Linked DNA regions of Homo sapiens: region 2 is linked to region 1. A link is a loop called in an ENCODE intact Hi-C map of the cell type or tissue named here. Cell type or tissue: heart left ventricle. All regions are shown on one strand.

Evidence for each region. Hi-C counts contacts between places; a loop is a spot of excess contacts. Peaks named below come from ENCODE experiments on the same cell type or tissue, not always from the same donor. Only the 100,000 strongest peaks of a DNase experiment are listed, where the experiment ranks them.
Region 2: it touches region 1 in a loop (3-fold over the local background); 1 of 110 quality-filtered maps calls a loop at or near these places.

Annotation. Positions count from the first base shown.
Region 1 is chr3:14,724,824-14,727,323 of GRCh38, reverse strand. It overlaps C3orf20 (chromosome 3 open reading frame 20), which reads right to left. Exons shown (of 17, transcript NM_032137.5): 11 at 300-423. Among named protein-coding and RNA genes, the nearest start is that of C3orf20, 51 kb to the right of the region's middle. In heart left ventricle, no CTCF peak of the experiment used is centred here; a DNase peak (open chromatin) is centred at 1,013; H3K27ac peaks cover 1,633 bases.
Region 2 is chr3:14,834,881-14,837,380 of GRCh38, reverse strand. The region is part of intron 1 of FGD5 (FYVE, RhoGEF and PH domain containing 5); the gene reads right to left. Among named protein-coding and RNA genes, the nearest start is that of FGD5, 17 kb to the right of the region's middle. In heart left ventricle, no CTCF peak of the experiment used is centred here; a DNase peak (open chromatin) is centred at 1,060; H3K27ac peaks cover 1,713 bases.

The sequences.
Region 1 (2,500 bases):
GCTACCGAGAAACCCAGGAAAATAAGACAATCTCATGGAGATGTGCAAGACACTCTGGGAGAGAGCTCAGAAATGCAAGTGGGCTCACGTCACTATTCTTAGCTGTGTGGCCTTAAGTGACCTGAGCCCAGTGGGACCTAAAATGGGGAAATATCTCTGCTATGCCTACTTCCCTGGACATTCAGACTGAAGATGGAATGGGCGGTAAAGTAAAGGTCTGTCCCTTGAGATGACCTGCCAGAATCTCAGGACTGGGGAAGCCAACAGATAGGCCTTCGCCCACCTTTCAGCCTCCTTACCTGCGGCCAGCAAGATAGAATTAATGAACTGAGTCACTGTCTTCTGAAACCGCTTCTTGATCTCAGCCAGGGCTCGGCTCATCTTATACACCTTGTCGTCCATGTTGCTGATTCTGCGGTTCAGCTGGAGAGGGGCAAAGGGGAGGGCGGGTGTCACCATCCCCTCAAAGAGCCAGCTGCCTAGTCCAGGATAACTAAGACTTGCTCCGGTTCAGAGGATGTGCTATTGCCTGCCCCCCTACCCCTACCTGGAACACACCTCTCTCCCTCTCAGCCCAGTGAGTTCCTGCACACAGACCCAGGCCTGACTCATGGCCTCTCCTCGGAGGGTTTTCCTTGATTCGACTGGGCAGAACTGCTTCTTGCTTTGAACTCTCATCATGCTCAATGCAGCTTGAAGATGGAAGTTAGCACTTTGCCAAGTGACAGCTGTGTTTGAGCCTATCTTTCCACTAGACTGCAAGCTTCTGGAGGGAAGGGACCGAGTCTTGGTCTCTTGTGTGTCTGAGTGCTTGTCATGCAGGTGCTCAGTAAATGCTATTGCATTCGTGAGTAAGTGGACGATAAAGCCTTCTGCAGAGCGTTCTCTGCCGGCCTCCCTCTGCAGTGGATGCTGCGGTGCATCCCCCAGGAGCCCCTTCATCCCTCCAGCTGTCAAAACAGTGGCTGCTGACATTGCCCAGCTGAGAACCTGCCTCTGGCCAAGGTTACAGAAGCTGACTGGTAATTGCAGGCCACAAAGGCCCAGGCCTCTTGTTTCCATTTGGGATTACGCTGAAGGATCATTCTGACTCCAGGGCTCCCCACGGGATCGCTGAGGCCTCTGCCATGGCTGCCCTCTCCCTCTGCCTTCCTTCAGACCGTCAAAGGGGCTGTTCCCAAGAGCAGTCTCCAGTAAACTCCTACATACTTGGTTCCATTCCACAGTCTGTTTCCCAGGAGACCCAATCTAAGACCTGCTCTGAACAGCTGGGGCATGTCAGTGGCACTGCAAAATCAGGCCCAGTTTCCAGAGGTATTTATATTCGGTCTTTCTCTCTAGGAAGCCTTCCCTGATTTCCTCAGCCAACAGCAACTGCTCCCTCTGCTGAACTTTCACACATGTCCCTTCCTGTCCTTTCTGCCCTGGGTCCTGGTCATTTTTTTTTTTTTTTTCACTGCCTTTGTCCCTAAACTCATTCAGCAACTTGAGAGGAAGATCTATCATTTCTACATCTCCCACGTAACATAGAGAAGGTAGGAAAAAAACTCTCTTCTGTGGAATTTAATCCTCAAGTGGCAAGAGTGGGGTGGGCAGTATCAGATTTCCTGATGAACAACAAAGTCAGCCCACGAGTCCTTCTTTATGCTGAAGGCAGGAAATCTATAAAGGATGTCCCCAACAAATGGCAAAGTCTCAACCATCCTTCTGATTCTTGGCCCCAGTTGCTGCTTCTGCACTCATCTTATTTATTTATTTGAAATTTATACTCAGCCTGCTTCCAAAAAGGACCTGAGGTGGCACACTGGGCTAATAAAGCATTTAAACAGAGGCTGTTGTCTCGCTTCCCAAGAGCTGCCTTGATGGAAATATTTAGTGAGGAGCCAGGCCTCAGGGCTGTAAAAGCTGGGACCGCCATTCTGCCTGTCTCTCTGATGGGTGGCTCTTTCCAGGGCAATGGGTGTCTGGGGAAGCCATTTAACAAGCTTCTCAGTGACAGGGACTTGGAGGGAGGAGCCCCAACACTCGGCACATTTTCTTGGAAGCTCCTTGCAGCTCTCACGGTCCAAGAATGCAAGATGAGCTAATTTTCTAAGCCTCAGGATTTCATGTAAAATATCCTGAGATGCTTAACCACATGGTTAAGGTCAACATTTGGAAATCCTATTACCCACAAGAAAGCATATTTACTCATTGTTTCTGTTTATCTTGTTAGAATGTTGTCATACATAGTACACATGCTTGCACTCTCGAAAGAGGTTATGATCGGAACACTTTTTTGGCAAGTCAATCTTGGTCAACATCAGCTTCTGCTTTCTATAATGCAGCACTGTTTTCAGAATCTGTCTCAATGTATTGGTCTGTTTGTCCCTATGTTACATTTCCTTAAGACAGTTATGCTCTTTGATTTACTGTGTCATTTTAAATAACCTCTCAGTCTTCTACTGCACTGCCAAACCATGCCTTGATAAGCTTCCCTTAATAGAGACTCTACCTTCTA
Region 2 (2,500 bases), 110 kb before region 1:
GATAATGAATGACTGCTCCGTGAACTGAGCAACCGCCCCTCCTGGGGTTACAGGCAAGCCAAACTCCAGCCTCAAAAGACCTTGTTACACTCACACCTTCCCCTTCTCCAGCCATGGAGACAGCAGCCTCCTATTTAACCTCAAATAGTTTCAGTGAGGGCTGAAAGAGTCAGGGACACGCCAATAAAGATGGCAAGGGCACGCAGGGCCCCAGGCTGGGAGTCTTGGCACCACCGCTGACCAACACTCTCAGCCTCTGTTTTGACTCTCTGCACTTCACACCCTCAAGCTTGGGGCTTGAACTCTCACCTCCTTTCTGTCCCTCCCTGCTGCAGTCTGGTCACTGTGTGTGTGTCCTTGGTCTTGGTGCACCCTAGGTCCCTTATACCCGGGTGCTTCTGTGCATGTGGTCCCCACTGTCCCTTCCATTTGGAATGTCCTTCCTTCCCTTCTTCAGGTCGCAAATTCTTACTCGCCCTTTGAGCCCTGCTCAAATGTCCATGTTAACCCTGCGAGTGCCTCAGGGAGGCCTCTTCTTCAAAGCACGTGGCTGCTCCTTCTGTGCTGCCAGAATATTGCTCACTTTCCTATCATATTTATTTTAATCACATCTCATCAGCAATCGGGGTCTGCCTCTCCCATCTCTCTCCTGGGCCTTTCTGAGGGTGGCCACTTGGTTACTCAAGGAACCAAGTCCCAGCACTTCTCTCTTCCCCTCTTGGCCTCAGGTTTCTCCTCTGTAAATGAGGGGGTTCAGACAGCCTGGGTGGAATCCTGAACCTCCCACCCTCAAGGCTGAGGAACACAGGAGAGCCAGAGAAAACTCAAAAGTCGGGCAAAGGCTGGCAAAGCATGAACTCTCCTCACTCACGGTGCTGCTGAATGCAGACCTCAGGGCCTCCTGGAGTCTGGAGACCATTTGCGTTTGGGGACCAGGCAGGTCTCCTCACCCCAGAGGCTGAGCAGCTGCCTAAGTTCTCTGATGTTGCTAAGCCATTGACTCACTCTGCAGCTCTGAACCCAGCCTTGACCTCTGGCCTCCAGCCGGCAAGCAAACTTGGGCTTGAACCAGGGACCTCCCTGGAAACCAGATGCAGCATCTACAAGGAGCTTCCCGGGCGGGGAGCGTGGCCCAGAACAATCTCTCGCCATATGACATCACCCTTCTCTCTTGTTATCCCTCAGAGCAGGACTGGGGTCATGGCCTGCCACACCCTGACCCAGGTCAGCCCCAGGGTCTCCGTGCTCTCACCACGGCTCCTTGTGCAACATGTGGCATGGAGGCTTCACAGCAGATGCCCCTGGGTTCTACGTCTGACTCTGCCACCTGCCAGCTATGTGATCCTGGACAGCGCTCTGGAGCCTCGAGTTCCTTTCTGCTCTTCATCTCTGCCCCTTCCCTGGTATTTCCCAGACCCTCAGTCTTTCAGAGGCCCCTTTTCCTGCCCTCCTCTGATCCCTTCTTCATATCAGGTACAATCAAAATAACAATTACCAAGAACCTTCGCTGAGAACCTTCTGCAGGCCAGACCCTGCACCAAGCAACTGGCATGGGTTCTTAGCCACTGCACACTTGCCACCACCTGTTATCTCCATTTTACAGTCAAGGAACTGAGAGGCATTCTAGAAAACGGCTCACCCATGGCCTTGCAAGGAAAATAACTGCCTGAATTCTCCCTGTTCTTCTTCAAGTCTTTGCTTAAATTTTGCTGTAACTGGTGTCTTCCCTTTTCCAAAGGGTGCTTACTGGGAGAAAAAAGCTTTGTAAGCTGTAAAGTGCAGTGCACAAGTATGCGGCGGCTACGTTAAGGTTTCACGACCTCCTGAGCTTTCTGGGTTTTGTAGTGCAGCTTTCTTTTCTTTTCTTTTCTTTTTTTTTTTGAGACAGAGTCTCACTCTGTCATCCGGGCTGGAGTGCAGTGGCGTGATCTCGGCTCACTGCAACCTCCACCTCCCAGGTTCAAGCAATTTTTGTGCCTCAGCCTTCCAAGCAGCTGGAACTACAGGCATGCACCACCACACCAGGCTAATTATTTTGTATTTTTAGCAGAGATGGGGCATCACCATGTTGGCCCAGCTGGTCTCAAACTCCTGACCTCAGGTGATCTGTCTGCCTCAGCCTCCCAAAGTACTGGGATTACAGGCGTGAGCCACCTCGCCCTGCCTGTAGTCCAGCTTTCTGACCCGCAGGACAGCCTCCCTGCTCACCTGGCCTCTCTGTGCACACCCACTGTGAGAGTGGCTCGCCATTTCCTAAGGCGGGGGCAACGCTTGCCAGGGGAAAGCACCGCTGGGTCCTTGTGTGTGCCTTGTGGGGCCTGCTCTGGGATTTCGGACTGTCTGTTTGCCTCCTCTGCCATGTGATGTCTCAAAGCCTCAGTTTTCCTGCCTGTAAAATGGGGCTGATGATCCTGGTCTTGCACGGCGGTTGGGAGGATTAATGATATCACATATAATGCAGTGGCAGATCGCGGGGTCTGCTGAAGCTTGCTTCTTTCAC